Regions from separate parts of the Homo sapiens genome. Here region 2 is linked to region 1. Evidence: chromatin loops called from intact Hi-C (ENCODE). Cell type or tissue: heart right ventricle. All regions are shown on one strand. Each heading gives the region's core, and the rest is flanking DNA. Links, peaks and the distances in the headings are about the cores only. Region 1 has its middle 19 kb from the start of PKP4-AS1. Region 2 overlaps CCDC148 (coiled-coil domain containing 148).

Region 1 (8,292 bases), core at 2,906-5,405:
TGGGACCTAAGATTCTGCATTTCTTACAAGCTTGTATTAATCTGCTTGGGCTGCCATAACAAAATACCACAGACTGGATGGCTTAAACAACAGAAACTTATTTTCTCACATTTCTAGAAGCTGGAAGTCTAAGATCAAGGTTGTTTTCTGGCCTCTCTTCCCGACTTGCAGTTGGCCACTATGTCCTCACATGTTCTTTCTTCTGTACATTCAAGGAAAAAAAGAGGGCTCTCTGATATCTCTTCCCTTTCTTATAAGGACACCAGTCCTTTCGGATTGTGGCCCCATCCTTGTGACCTCATTTAACCTTAATTATCACCTTAAAGGCTCTACTTCCAAATACAGTCACACTGGAGAAACACAATGTAGTCCATAACCAAGCTTAAAGTTGAATCTGTGTACTGCTACATCAGCACCACCTACCTGGCCAGCAGTGCTAAAGTGAGCTAGAGGCAGGTCTAGAGCTTTGAGGCAGCAGGAACCAGCCGGAGCTGAGGGCCCCACGCTCTGAGGATCCAGAACGAGTGTGGTTGACTTTCTTAAGATTCTCTGGGTACTGTTCTCTGAGTAGGTCTTCTTTGAATATTAAGACAAACAGTGTCTTTAATTTGGTGATTAGTAGTTTTTTGTTTTGTTTTGTTTTGAGATGGAGTCTCACTCTATTACTCAGGCTGGAGTGCAGTGGTGTGATCTTGGCTCACTGCAACCTCCACATTTCAGGTTCAAGCGATTCTCCTGTCTCAGTCTCCCAGGTAGCTAGGATTACAGGCACCCACCACCACACCCAGCTAATTTTTGTAATTTTAATAGAGGTGGGGTTTCGCCATTTTGGCCAGGCTTCTCTCAAACTCCCAACCTCAGGTAATCTGCCCACCTCAGCCTCCCAAAGTGCTGGGATTTCAGGTATGAGCCACCATGCCCAGCCATTTGTTCAGTTATTTTTCAAGTTGGTTTGAAAGTTTTATCTTATAATAGCCTTTCTTTCATTTTGAGAATGTGTGATAATAGTAAAGGTGGAGAACCTGTGCCCGGAGTGTACCTTAAAGGGCTGAGAAGGTTCCCCAGCACAGATGACTGCACCCTGCCCTGTGGAGAAGGCCGGGGCTTTGATTCTTCGTTTCTCAAGGAGTGATGGTCCTAGAGTGGAGAGTGTCAGAGAAAAATCTTGATCCTGGCCTCAGGTGGCACCTGGTCTGCTCTGTGGGGTTCTAGGGTAGCCCCCTGGTGGGCAACTCCTCTCCCTACTCGGCCAGTTATCCAAGAATTTGAAATTGACTTTCACAGGACACACAGACATAATGAAGATAAATTTGTGAACTATGTGCCATCTAATTCTCTACCCCTTGGTAGAGCCCTCTCCGACCCCAAGTCAGTCATGTATCCCCGCATCCAGCCCACGGGATTACTTGCGGTAGCCTGAGTTGCCCACGTCAGGCTGGGTTCCTCTTACTCATGATGCTGTCTCTGACTCAAATGCGCCGCCCCCCCAGGGCCATCTGTCAAGATCCTGCTGTCCTGCTTCCACGTACCTCTTGAGTGAAGCTCTACTTAAAAAAAAAGTTACTGAGGTGAAATTCACGTAACAAAATTAACCACTCTAGACTGAACAATGCCATGGCAATTAGTACATTCACAGTGTTATGCAACCGCCATCTCTGTTTAGTTCCAAAACAATCCCATCATCCCAAAACAGAACCCCACACTCATTAAGCAGTCACCCCCCACCATTCAACACTTTCCCCAGCCCCTGGCAACCACCAATCCACATTCTGTCTCTATGGATTTGCATAACCTGGATAATTCATATACACGGGGTTATACAATACGTGACCTTTTGAGTCTAGCATCTCCCACTTAGCATAACAGTCTACAGGTTCATGCAAGTTATAGCGTGTATCAGTACTTCAGTTCTTTTTACGGCTGCATATTATTCCATTGTATGTGTGTAGCCACAATTTGTTTACGTCTTCATTCGTTGACGGACATTTCAGCTGTTTCTACCTTTTGACTCTTGTGAATAATGTCGCTATGAATGTTTGTGTACAAGGATTTGTCTGAGCACCGGTTTTCAATTATTTTGGGTATGCATGCTGGGTCATGCGGTAATTCTGTGTTTAACTTTTTGAGGAAACGTCAAACTGCTTTCCATAGCATCTGAGTCATTTTTCACTCACACTGGCAATGTATGAGGGTTGCTACTCCTCCACAGCCTTGTTATTGAAGCTTTACTTTTTTGGAGGGGGTGCATTTTTTCTACCTATTTTGTAATTATTAAGCAAAAAGTAGTTTGGTCCTTTCAGCCAAACTTGTCAATCAAGCTTAGAAAACACATAGGATACATTTTGGTGAGCAGAAAGTCTGATTTAATTAATTTAACTAATTAAAAAGGGGTTAACACTGTTTTTCCAATTACTTCATTTACTACAATTTGTACTGAAACTTTACTTTTTAAACCCTTCAGTAACTTCCTCTTGTGCCCAACTCTGACTCTCTCCACACCCAAACCTAACCCATCCCTGCAGCCTACCTCTTATCATGCTATATTGTGATTCTCTGTTCACGTGTCTCTTTGTGTTAGACTTGGCAGTTGCAGACTGGCATTGCTTGTGGGCAGAGAGCCTCTGGTGCCTGCAGAATGTGGACTGGCCACCTCGTAGGTGGGCAATGGGTGTCTAGGAATGTGTTACTAGGAGGGCACAGGGGCGCCCCCTCTTGGCGAGCAGGAATAAGCCTACACACTCTCTCACCTTCCCTGGCCCTGACACTAGCATAACACACTTTATTGACTTTAAAGCGATGAAACGAAGGCAAATGAGACACCAGATGGGCAAGCATGCTGAGCTCTTTGGAGAAAAGAGGCTGTGTAAATCCAAGTCTTTCTTTTATTGAAGAAACAAGGCAAATGACTCCAAATTGTCTTTACTTTATTGTGCCTGAAAAAAGAAAAGTCAGTCCAGATCATGGAAATGGCATTCGGTGGCATCTGAATGGAATCCTCATGCACTAAATGCAAGACTTATGGGCAAGCTGTGAGTCTGGGGTGCTGCACTGTCATCTAGTGATGAGGTGAGAGTGTGCCCCTGCATGACTAAGCCCTTCCTTTTCATTTGTTGTCTGTTGCTGTAAAATTGGAGGAGCATATGAATCCTTCCTGCTGCCCACGTGAGAACATTTGTCACTTCCCATTTATCAAAAGACACCACAAAGGTGCTAAGCTCCAGCAAGGCAAAGGTAAATACAATCTCATCCTACTCTCAATGTGTCCACATGTCAGATGCCACATGCTTTGAAGCCACATACCTGGAATATTTTGAAAGAAAGAAATCTCAGTGGGAAGGAATATAAAATTTGCTTGCAGGCACACATGAAAGATATGAGCAGTTACAGGTCCTTTATTTGGGTTTTATTTGGTCAGTTGGGTCCCATCGTTAGACAAAAAGCTAAATATTTTTCACATGTGTTGGCAGTTTTAGGGCTGTTATAACATTGACTTTTCTAGTACCAATAGATGGGCAGTACGTTAAGTCAGAGAGAAGCATTTGACTATGAGCTTTTCTCAACTGAAGTTACAATAGTTTCCCTTTATCTGTGGGTGATACATTCCAAGACCCCCAGTGGATGCCTGAACCATATATATATTATGTCTTTTGCTATATATATGTACCTACGATAAAGTTTAATGTATAAACTAGGCACAATAAGAGATGAATAACAATAATAATAAAATAGAACAGGCCAGGCACAGTGGCTCACACCTATAATCCCAGCACTTTGGGAGGCTGAGGCGGGTGGATCACCTCTCTACTAAAAATACAAAAATTAGTCGGGCCTGGTGGCAGGCGCCTGTAATCCCAGCTATTCGGGAGGCTGAGGCAGGAGAATGGCTTGAACCTGGGAAGTGGAGGTTGCAGTGAACCGAGATTGCACCACTGCACTCCAGCCTGGGCAACAGAGCGAGACTCCATTTCAAAAACAAAAAAGAAACAAAACAAAACAAAAAAACCAACCAAACAAAAACAAACCCTAGACCATTCTGTCCACACAGGCATCAGCTTCTTATCAAATATTTTCCCATCAGAAATAACTTTCCCTTCCCAAGATGACTTCTGGCTAGTTGATTTTCTCCAGCTCAGCATCCTTGCTTTGCAAACCCAATCAAGCCTTAGGAGCTCTGTGCTGGGAAGCTAATCCTGGGAAGCTTCAGTAAGACCTGCGAGGATTTGTGCACCGCTCAGACGTCCATTTCAATATTCACGACCTGTATTTGGCATTTTCAATAAAATTCAAAAGCAAATGGCTTTCCACCATTACAGCTTATTATGTAGGTGTTAGGAGGCATTCTCTTCTTGTCTCCCATACTCTGTAGCGGTTCCTCCTGCTGTTTTCTGTGGAAATGACCATCTGGTTGGGACTTCCTAGAGATGACCACTAGAGGGCACATGATTCCCAGCTCACAAGCCCTTTACACCGCCAATTCCTGGGGCTTTGCTGCAGAAAAAGACAGTTTTTGTTTGTTTGTTTGTTTGTTTGTTTTCCCTCAGAAACAGGAGGAAAGCACTTGAAATTCCCTGGATGCAGCTAAGACATTTTCTTCAGCATTCATCTGTGAAATGCTGGCTGCAAGCAGACATTCTGGCGGGTAGAGGAAGGACTGTATTCTCTGTTCCCGTCACTCATTCCCACCAAGGGGAGGAGAAAAGGGCTGCAGAAAGCTGCTCAAATGAGTTTTGTTCTTTCTCAGATGGCTAAAGAGAATATACTTGTAGGCCACATGCGTCTATTCAGGCCTCATGGTGTAGTGAAAAGAATGTGTTTTGGAAGTAGACAAACCTGGGATTTATTTCCCACACGCAGGCTTCCTGCCAAGAGGGTGCACTGGCCCGGTCTGCCGGCTCCTCTCCCAAGTCAGCCCTGGAGAAGCTCCAACATTAACTTGAAGGGAGGTAGGGGAGCGGTTAGGGAGACCAAATCACACGGGAGTGTCCCTTGGGCTCAGATACTCTGGAGGGAAAGAGAGAGTGATGGCACTGATAAATTAACGTGGGAAAATAAACATGAGTACGGTCAAACATTAGGAGTGACCAGGATAACATCAAAATTAGAATGCTTAACTTTAAACTAGTAGGTGAAAATCCATGGGAAGTGGAAATGGGAAAAAAAAGAAATTTTAAAATCTTGTATTATGAATGAAAAGTCTGAATTAAAATGCTGAACTAAGTCTTCATAAAATAGTAACTAAATATTGCTCAGCTGCTGCACTTACTAACTCCGTGACCTTGGATAGGTTGATAAACTTTCCTGAGCTTCAGTTTCCTCATCTCTAAAATGGGTAAACTTTGTATGGTCACAAGCTTTCTGGGAAAGTTGAATTCTACGATGCACATGAAACAGGCCTCCTGTGCCTGACCCCTGGGAGATGGCTGGCCTTCTAGTTCTCATCTCTCTTTTCTGTCTCTAGCACGTTTAACATCTGAACACCTATGCAGTCAACAATATTTCCTAAGTGTCTGTCAGGTTATGTTCAGCTGCAAGTGACAGAACACGTTACTTAAATAAACAACAAGGAAAACAGTATTATCTCTATAGTGAGATACAATCACAATATTATTATATAGGTAATATAGTGAAAAGGTATTATCTCATCACAAGAAGTCAAGCAGCAGGGCAGTTCCAGGGCTGGTTGATTCAACGTCTTAGCAAAATCATCAAGGACTTGGGTTCATTCCATACTTTGGCTCTGCCATCCTCAGCAGGTGAATATTTGTCCTTGTGCCTTTCATCATGGCTGTACAACAGCCGCCTCCCACTCACCTAAAAACAGGGATGGGTTGTTTCCTCTCCTGAAACTCTTTAAAATGTTCCTGAAACTGTTTCTCAGAAATCATCCCAGCATATCTCCCCTCATGTCTCACTGACCAGAGTGGGTCACATTGCGCATCCCTAAGTCAGCCTCTGGGAGGGTGAATAGGTTTCCATGATTGGAACAGACCAATCATGAATCAACCTTAGATCTCTCTTGGTCTTCTGGAGTTGTTGGTACTAGAAAAGAAATCAATTACGTAAAGAAAAAGGGAAAAAATGTCTGTTGGGTAGGCAACCAAGACTGTTTTCCAGGCCCTGTATTTGGTGTTGGGCATATAGTAGTTAATAAGTCAGATGCCATCCTGGAAAGCTTACAGTACGGAAGGTTATGGACAAGCAAACTGGTATTTACATTCTAGCGTCTAAGTACTATGCATAGAGAACTAAAGGGCAGTAGCTCATAACTGGTGGTGAAGAAAGACTTTCTGGAGGGGGTGCTGTTTGCCTGAGACCTGAAGGATAAGCTAGGCATTTTCCAGATGATCGGGTATAGAAGTAGAATAAGAGACTGAATGAAACCCTGGGAACAAGAGTGATTATGACATATTCAGGTAACTGAAAATGAGTTACGTGTGGGAGGGGATACTGGGATAGAGGAGGCTAAGGGGTCAGCAGAGGCCAGTCATGAAGGCCTCGGAAACCATGTTGGAATCACATTATGTGAGCAATGGTCTTTAAAATGTGGGGTGTGAAACGAACACAGTGGTTCATAACCGGCATATAAAAATAAAATAATGGCAAATTCCTAAATGGCACTTACTACATTCAATGCACGGCTTTGAGAGTTTTATGTATTTATTAGCTCATTGATCCTCAGAGGTTGGTACTAGTTATCCCCATTCTGTGGAGGAGGGAACTAAAGCACTCACCCAGGGTCACTGTCACCCAGGGTCACAATTCAGGGTTGAATTGTGTCCCCCTCAAAGAGATATGTTGAAACCCTAAACCTCAGTTCTTCAGAATGTAGTCTTATTTGGAAATAGGAATTTTGAATTTAGCAGATGGAATTTAAGATGAGGTCACACTGGAATAGGGGGGCCCTAATCCAATGCAACTAGTCCTTTTTTTTTTTTTTTTGACAGGCTCTCACTCTTGCCCAGGCTGGAGTGCAGTGGCACAATCACAGCTCACTGCAGCCTCAACTTCCTGGGCTCAGACGATCTTCCCACATCAGTCTCCCAAGTAGCTGGGACTACAGGCATACACCACCATGCCTGGCTGATTTTTTAAGTATTTTGTAGAGATGGGGTCTCACTATATTGCACAGGCTGGTCTCAAAATCCTGGGCTCAAGCAATCCTCCTGCCTTGCCCTCCCAAACTGCTAGGATCGTAGGCATGAGCCACTGTGCCTGGCTGAGACCAGTGCTCTTATAAGAAGATGGCCATGTAAAGAGAGAGAGACAGGGAGAACGCTGTGTGAAGCTGGAGGCAGAGATTGGAGTGGTGCATCCCTAATATAAGCCAAGGAGCACCACAGATCACCTAGAATCAACACTGAGCAGGTGCTTAATGAATATTTGTTGAATGAACATAGAAGGAGATATAGTGAGGAATGTGAATGAAATTTAGTCAGACAGTTGTCATTTTTTATGTCCTTGCTCCCCTATCCCCCTGCTACCAACTGCAGAATCAAACACCTCCCCACAGAGCCCTGGCTACACACCTCCCCCTGTGTCCCTTCCACCTCTGTGACTCTGCAATTACATGTATGCCTCTCCTATTCATTATACACCAGAGGAAAGGGATGCCGGTGGCAAGTTGTGTGTCCTCTGCTGAATCATATCCCCACCAACAATGAGCTGAACACTGTTAACAGCTCCGAGTCAGCTGCAGAGGTGCGTGTGACATTTGTGGATGCCCTGAGCCCTGTTCCACAGCAAGGGATTATAGCAGTGTGCACAAATCCTTGTCTCTAAGACCTCCGTACTGTCTCAGAGTGACTGACAGAATTAAACATGGTCTAGACTGATGGGAAGTCCAAGGAGGATTTATGGCCCAATATAAAGAAATGTAAATTTTGTTCTCATTCAAACCAATCCTATGCTACTATTGATTTTTTTTCTAAGTGTCAAGATGAATTCAGCTTTCTGTATTAGGAAGTTGACTCAATCCCAGGGAGGGCTCTGAGCCACCAGACCTCTTTGTTTCTTGGTGTGCACACTGATGGGGATTTGTGGCTCACAGATGCATCGTAATGACCCAGCTGTCACCTGAGTTTTGTTTTAGGGGAGATTGTCCCTGCATCTGAGACATGCAGAGAGGAGCCCATCTAGGGTGATCAACTGTTACAGTTTACCTGGGACTTGCCCAGTTTTCACAGTGAAAGTCCCATGTCCCAGGAAACCCCAAAGTCCTGGGCACACTGAGACAGTTGGCCACTCTAGCAGGTCCCCTCCCACCCTCCCAGTCAAATGGATTGGAAGCAAAAC
Region 2 (8,292 bases), core at 1,669-4,168, 300 kb after region 1:
ATTTTGCTTCTTTTAAATTTCAATAACATCAAATGAATGAAAGTTGTGTCTAATGGAAAGAAAAAATGGGTCTTTTCTCTTGCCTTAGGCTAGCATAGAAAGAAGAAAATAAAAGATTATTACTCCAATAATCTTTTTGTGTGGGTGTTTTTCTCAGATGACTATTTTGATATTGTAGATTTCGTGTTTGTCATAATTAAAATGTTACTGAAATCCACCATGAATAATGTCCCCTGAAATAAGTTGCCACTCAACATTAATTTTTTTGTTTATTTTTGTATTTAGTTGAAAGGTTTCTTTTGAACTTGCTCCTGCGCTACTAAGCATTGCTAGACAAGGTTAAAGAATCACTTCATTCCACTAAAAGTTCATGCTATTCAGACTTGGCTGTGTCTTCACTGATTCTCAGTTCCTTTCCTCATCAGGAGGATGATTATCTGGAACACTTATCCAGGAACATTATCCAGGCCACTTCCAAACCTGTCCAATGTCTGCTCTCCTGAAGCCCCCACTTTACGTGGTTTTCCTGCACTTCTGCAAATGATCTTGCCTCGTACTCTACTGAAGGATCCACCATGAGGTTCCTCAACTTAACTTTCTTAAACCTCAGTCCTAGTTTTCACACATCTTCACCTCCTTCAGTCATGGCTGAGAAGGGTGACCACATTTCTCTTCAAGGCTCATACTCCACTTATGCTCCTAAACATGAGCCATCTTCTCTCTACCAGGATTTTGCTCTATTGATTATAATTTCTCTCTTACATGATGTGTTACACCCTCTCCTCCAAAGATTTTTCCTAAGCCTTCCAAATATCTGGCTTTTGGTAAAACCACCTTCCTTCTACCCTACCACCATCTCTATCTATTGGCCTTTCTTTTCACCAAGAAACTGTCTGAAGGGAATTTCTTGAGGTTTCTACTTTGTTGCCAATGTTTTGGCCCTTGAATACCACTGAAATGATTTTGAAGATTGTGCTCTTTGTCCTCAAAATCCTAGCTTATTTTGCCAATTAAGTTCTCTCCTACAAAAATGTCCTTTGCCTCCAAGTTGGAATGGCCCAATTCCAGATTTCCAGTGAAGGAATGAAACCACTGTTACCTAGCCTGAGGATCCACAGAAATGCAAATGACTGGCTTGAGAAGAGGATGATTTAAACTGCTAGCCTGGCCACCTTGGGAAAAGTGCTGGAAAGTAGGGGTGGGGAGAGGGCCTGTGCTCAGGCTGACACTGGGGCCCAGGGCAAGGTTAGAATATTAGGAGGTCTGGTGACTCCACCCTCAAGAACGAAAGTAAACAGCAGAAATCCAAACAACTTTTCAATTACCAGCTCAGAAAGAAGTCTACCTGAAACTTTTAAGATTACGAAAACTTTGTAACTTTCCAATGTTTATTTTTTTCATATTATCCCCTAAAGATTAGTGGTAAATTCCCTAAGAAGCATAGCAGAGGCAGCAAGGAATAGGAGGAAGCAGGAGCACTGAGTCTCTTGTCATACCTGGGTGTCTATGGAGGAGTGGGGGAGGTGAAGATAAAATCTTCAAAAAGTACGCCAATACTGATAATTTTGGGGTTTTCTTTTTAAAGAGGAATGTTAAAACAGAGGTGGGTGGCAAAGGAGGGAAAGAGAGTAATGGAATAAGCGGGGCCTGAGAAGGGTTGCTAGGGCTTAATAATAGTTCCGCTCAGGTGGCTCTGGTGGTTTCAGGATTGGCTGAGCCCCACCCCATCCCCATCCTCTGAATATATTATACAAATCCTCCCATGGCTCTGCCTAATGATTACCTGTAAAAACTTTCTGAAAGTTTCCTGGCCTTCCCCCTTCTTGAGAGGGTGAGTTCTTCCTTACTGTATTGTGACCCTTGACACTCTATATCAAATGGTGTGGTTATTTTTGTGTGAGCCTTTTCCCCTAAGGGATAGGATCCACATCATGATCATGATTGTGTCCCTCACTGCCTTAAACTGCTGAAGCACCTCCCACACTAAGAAAAGCCAATATTTATTAGTCCTTTGTTTAGTTCTTGGAAGAACTTGACTTTGAACAATAAAAAATTGGAATCAGGATGTTGGGAGAGAATTAGGAAAAGTTGGGATTAGCTGTACAATGTGGAAAAATCAGATAAAGTATGATAGAGCAGAATAGAGGTTTTGAAACTCAGCTTTGCTAAGCAAGTTAAGGGTTACATTTTTTGGTATGTGAAACTTCTAGGTTGTCCTGTCTCTTGGAAAACAGTGGGGTCATGAGATTTTAACAACTTCATAAAATCAGAATGGTGTCAAACATCTGGTATGTGTAATAGAAATGCTTCCTAGTACGTATATCCACAGCCCTTGAAGGAGGCAGCCCTGCACACCTCATAACAATGCACCTGGCAAGGCATCAGCCCCTGTGGGGAGACCTGAGCCATGTAGCCAATCCACTGCCTAACCATTGACCCCTAACTGGTAATGATGCCAATCAGATTATTTTCCAGGGAATTTGAAATTAAGAGAACAAGAGAACCAGAGAGAGCAGCTGTCTTGGTCCTGATGTTTTCTGGGTTCCTATTGAAGGGACCACAATATGCCTACCCCAAAATGTGCCATTTTGGCATAAGGAATATTTTGAGCTGAAAGCAATTGAGAAATAGCAGATACAAGAAAAACTCTTTTTCCCTCCTGCTTTTCTGTCTAAGAGTAGGCCATAAATTTCCATTTATAAAGTTGTCTGCCTCTCTACTACCAGGAAAGGATCTACTTGGAAATATCTCTTGAGGACGCTTATGCATATAACACACCTTACTAGACAACCCTTATTTATCATACGTTTCCTAGCACCTTTCCTAACTTCCCCCCTCACCCCTGTTCTCCACAGGAAGCCCCATACCCCCTTTCCTTTGTGTAGCCTCTTCACACTTAATCACTTCTGTTACGATGGTATAGGTCAAAAATTCTAATTGCCTCCTTGAGTCACATTTATTTGTGAAGGCTTTGTGTACATATGTAATTAAATGTTTTTTCTCTTGTCAGTCTGTCTTTTATCAGTTTAATTCTCAGACATTGAAGGTAAGAGGATAGAGGAAAAGTGTTTTTCCTTCTTTACACTATTCTCCTCATAAGGTCATACTTAAATAAACTTCATTTTCTTTTTGTTTTGTGAGATTTTTGTTTCCTGTGATCATCCCTACTCCATTCTTTTCCTTGTTTGCCTTTAGTGAGTCCCTGTTCCTTGCCATCCAAGGCTTCATTTACAAATTATGCAAATATTTTACAACAAAAGAAAACAGATATTATGACTTGATGAACTATGAAGAGTAACAGCCTAAAGTTTTTTTTAATAAGTAAATAGTAGAAAATGAATTACCTATCTAGTATCAAATTGTTGCCAACCTGAGTTAGGCAAAAGAATTTTTTTTAGTGCGGTGTCTCTATCCCCTACTCTCCCATATCAAAGCCCTTTATTCCTCAACAATCTGTTCTCATCCTTTCAAGTTGAAGATAAGAGAACTTTGAGAAAATTAGTGATATAATTGTTTTTTCAGGGTAGAATCATTTTGCCGCATCATTGGTATGGGAAGAAAATATTGGAACTTGTATTTCTATTATACATTTTAGGAATCAGGCTGGAAAATAAAAATAATTTATTAGAGACATCAGTAGTTATACAATGCAGGAGAAATAGACTCTGATGTTTAAGTTCCAGCAATTTAAAAATTTCTCAGGAGGAAAATCAGATGTCATCCAAAATTGCTACTATATTTTATTTAAAATACTGAATTATCAACAAAAATTATGAGACCTGCATAAAAACAGGAAAGTGTGACTGAAATTCAGGAAAATAATCAGCCATTAGATACTCTAAGTGACCCCACTTGTTGGATTTAGTATACAACTAATTCAAAACAGCTAGTATAAGTATGTTTTAAAACTTAAAGATGAAATGACTCAACAAATATGGACTCTAAATAGAGAAATAGAAACTATGAAAAAGAAATGAAAAATTTTAGAGTTGAAAAATATAACAATTTAAAAATCTGCTGTATGGGTTCCATAGCAAATTTGTGATGGCAGAACAAGAAATCAGTGAACTTGAAGACAGACTAATAGAAACTATCCAACCTAAAGAATAGGAGAAAGATTGAAGAAAAATGAACAAAGCTGCTGGGACTTGTGGGACAGAATCGAAGTATACCAATTTATGCTGGGAGCCCCAGGAGGAAAGGAGGGATAGAAGGGTATAGAAAAAATATTTGAAGAAGCAATGTCCTAAAACTTCCCCAATCTGTTTAAAATCTTAATCCACACATCAAAGACACTCAGCAAACACCAAATAGAATAAACATAAAGAGAGGCACAACTAGATACATCTTAGCCTGCTGAAAGACAAAAATAACAAGAAAATTTTGAGGCAGCAAGAAAATAACAACTCATTTTACACAAGGGAATCACAGTAAAATTAACAGCTGACCTCTCATTAGAAACAAAACAAACTAGAGGATAGTAAAAGGACGTATTCAAAATGCTGAAAGAAAAAACCTGTCAAGAATTCTATATCTAGCAAAACTGTTCTTCAAAATGAAGGTGACACTTACCGTAAGTGGACCTATGTTGGAAGTGTGCTAATTACTGCCAGATCCCATACAGCCAGCAGCTTTGTGCAAAGCTCAAAGTAAAAGAAGGTTGTCAGACAGATGCAGGGCACCTGGCAAGTCACCCATCATCTCCAGCTGGAAAGCAGCTCTTTACTCAGTGCTAACACTGGGTCATCAAATGATCACCACAGTAGAGGGCTGTTGTAAAATGCTAGATCTGAAGTTCTTCTAAAATAAATCCTCAGAAAATATGACCTCATTATTTCCTGAACTTCAGAGCTCTTTGTCTGCTTCGTAGAGGTAGAAAGAAGGTTATTAAAGCAGTAGCAGAGAGAAAATGAATCATTCAAAAAATATATGCCCCCACTCTATCCTTCAGCCGTGATGCCTGGCCCTTTACATCCCTGGGCCACTGTTTATTGTTGTTTTCTGTACATCCCTGGGGTTGGATCAGGACAGCAAGACAACAGTACCTACTAATACATCATCTTGTCAGGAACTGCCACATTTGTCTGTAGTTAATTTTTAAAATACAAAAAAAAAAAAATGAAGATGACAATATGTGCCAGAAAAAGCAATTGACAAGATACAACACCGATTCACGGTAAAATGCTCAACATACTAAGAATAGAAGGGAACTTTGTTGGTGTGATAAAGTGCATCTATGAATACCAACAGATAACAACATATTTATGGTGAAAGACTCCATGCTTTCCTTCTAAATCTGAGAATAAAGTATATGGCCATACCACTTTGAACGTACCTGTCTGATCTCAGAAAGTAGGGAGGGGCCAAGCATGGTGGCTCATGCCTATAATCCCAGCACTTTGGGAGGCCAAGGCAGGCAGATCACCTCAGGTCAGGAGTTCAAGACCAGCCTGGCCAACATGGCAAAATGGCATCTCTACTAAAAATACAAAAATTAGCTTGGCATGGTGGTGGGTGCCTATAGTGCCAGCTACTCGAAAGGCTGAGGCAGGGAGAATTGCTTGAACCCAGGAGGTGGGGGCTGCAGTGAGCCGAGATCCTACCACTGCACTCCAGCCTGGGCGACAGAGCGAGACTGTCTCGGAAAAAAAAAAAGAAACCAAGGAGGGCAAGAAGGGACAGAACTCATTAGTACTTGGATGGGAGAATAAAATAAGGATGTCCATTCTCATCTCTTCTAGTCACCATTTTACTGGAGGTTCTAGCTAGTGTAACAAGGAAAGAAAAAGTCATATTGATTGGAAAGGAAAAATTAAAGCTGTCTTTATTTACAGATTACTTGACCTTATACATAAAAAATCCTACTAGGACCTAATAAATGAATTTAACAAGGTCACAGAATACAAGATCAATATATAGAAGTCAGTTGTATTTTTATATGCTAGGAACTAGGAATCTGAAAATGAATTTTAAAAAACAGTTCCGGTCGGGCACGGTGGCTCATGCCTGTAATCCCAGCACTTTGGGAGGCTGAGGTGGGCAAATCACAAAGTCAGAAGTTCAAGAGCAGCCTGGCCAACATGGTGAAATGCTGTCTCTACTAAAAATACAAAAATTAGCCAGATGTGGTGGCGGGCACCTGCAATCCCAGCTACTCAGGAGGCTGAGGCTGGAGGATTGCTTGAACTTGGGAGGCGGAGGTTGCAGTGAGCTGAGATTGCGCCACTGCACTCCAGCCTGGGTGACAGAGCAAGACTCCGTCTCAGAAAAACAAACAAACAAAAACAACAACAACAACAAAAACCCAATTCCACTTATAATAACATGAGAAAGAAGACAATATTTAAGAATAAATTTTAGAAAACAAGCATAAGACCTCTAATCTATAGATTAAATGTCATCTCTATCAATATCTTAGCAAGCATTTTTATAGGAATTGAGAAGTCAATTTTAAAATGGAAATACAGGCCGGGTGCAGTGGCTCATGCCTGTGATCCCAGCACTTTGGAAGGCCGAGCGGGGTGGATTGCTTGAGCTCAGGAGTTGAAGACCAGCCTGGGTAACATGGCAAAACCCTATCTCTACCAAAAATACAAAAATTAGGCATGGTGGCTCACACCTGTGGTCCCAGCTCCTCAGGGGTCTGAGGTGGGAGGATGGCTGGAGCCCAGGAAGTCAAGGCTGCAGTGAGCTGTGATCACACCACTGAACTCCAGCCTGGATAACAGAATGAGACCCCATCTCAAAAATAAATAAAAAAAAAATAAAATGGAAATACATATCAAAAACAATCTTGTAAAAAAAAGGTAAGAGTTATTACAATACTAATTTCAAAACTTATAAAGCTATAATAATAGGATGTAATATTGGCATAATGATAGACACTTAGATCAATGAAATAGAAGGTACAGAAATTAATATATTTACAATCAGTTGGTTTTCAGCAAAGATGACAAGGCAGAGCAATAGTGAAAGGGATTTTTTTTAAAGAAATACTACTGGAATAATTGCATATTCATATGCAAAATACTGAACTTAAATTCTTACCAAACACCATACAGAAAAAAATTTATATATATCACAGACCTACCTGTAAGAGCTAAAATTATATCTGAAAACAGTAGAAAATCTCTGCAACCTTGCTTTTGGAAAGGTTTCTTTAGATACAATACCAAAATTGTGATCCATTAAAGAAGAAATTGATAAATTGCATTTTATAAAAATGAAAAGTTTTGCCCTCCAAAAGATACTGGTAAGAAAGTGAAAAGACAAATAACAGCCTGTGAAAAAATTCCTAGGTCAAATATCTGATAAAGTACTTGTATCTAGAATATATAAAGCATGCTAAATGTGAAAAATAAGATAAGCAATTCAATTAAAAATAAAATGTTTTAATAGAGATTTCACCAAAAAGGTATACAAATGATTAATAAGCACATGAAAAGATGTTCAACATATTAGGGAAATGCAAATTACAACCACAATACGATACCAGTACACTACCAGTAAAATGGTTATAAACCAAAAATTGACAATACACAGTGATGACAAAGATGTGAAAAAACTGCAACTCTCATAAATTGCTAAATGTGTAATGGTATACACACTTTTTGGAGTCATTTAGCAACTTATTGAAAACATAAACATAGCCAGACACAATGTTGCATGCATGTAGACCCAGCTTCTCAGATGGCTGAGGCAGGAGGATCCCTGGAGTTCAGGAGTTCTGGGCTATAGTGCACTATGCTGATCAGGTGTCTGTACTGTTATGCATCAATATGGTGACTTCCTGGGAAGAAGGGACCACCACGTTGCCTCAGGAGAGGTGAAGCAGCTCAGGTTGGAAACAGGGCAGGTCAAAACTCCTGTGCTGATCAGTAGTGGGATTGCACATATCGATACCACTGCACGCCCGTCTATGCAATGTAGAGAGGCCTATTCTCTTTAAAAAAGAATAAGTCATATATATAAATATAAACTTATACCATATGACCCAGCAATCTTACTTCAATAGAAATAAATATGTATGTCCACACAGACTTTTACATGAACAGTAGCAATATTGTTAATAATAGCAAAACATTGGAAATAATCTAAATATCACCTGATGATTGACAAAACAAAACATGGCATACTCGAATACTATTCATCTCTAAAAATAATGAACTACTGATACATGGTACAATATGGATAAACCTCCAAAATATTATGCCAAGAGAGAAAAAGCCAGACAAGAGGCCTCATTTGTATGATACCATTTATATGAAACTCCCAAAAAGGGAAAAAATATGG

What was found. Hi-C counts contacts between places; a loop is a spot of excess contacts. Peaks named below come from ENCODE experiments on the same cell type or tissue, not always from the same donor. Only the 100,000 strongest peaks of a DNase experiment are listed, where the experiment ranks them.
Region 2: a loop joins it to region 1, with 4 times the contacts of the local background. A loop is called at or near these places in 78 of 110 quality-filtered maps.

Annotation. Positions count from the first base shown.
Region 1 is chr2:158,750,344-158,758,635 of GRCh38, reverse strand. No RefSeq gene overlaps it. Among named protein-coding and RNA genes, the nearest start is that of PKP4-AS1, 19 kb to the right of the region's middle. In heart right ventricle, for the core only: a CTCF peak has its summit at 4,431 (motif pointing right); a DNase peak (open chromatin) is centred at 4,425; H3K4me3 peaks cover 700 bases; H3K27ac peaks cover 904 bases.
Region 2 is chr2:158,446,818-158,455,109 of GRCh38, reverse strand. The region is part of intron 1 of CCDC148 (coiled-coil domain containing 148); the gene reads left to right. It also overlaps the pseudogene RN7SL393P. Among named protein-coding and RNA genes, the nearest start is that of CCDC148, 5.8 kb to the left of the region's middle. In heart right ventricle, for the core only: no CTCF peak of the experiment used is centred there; no DNase peak of the experiment used is centred there.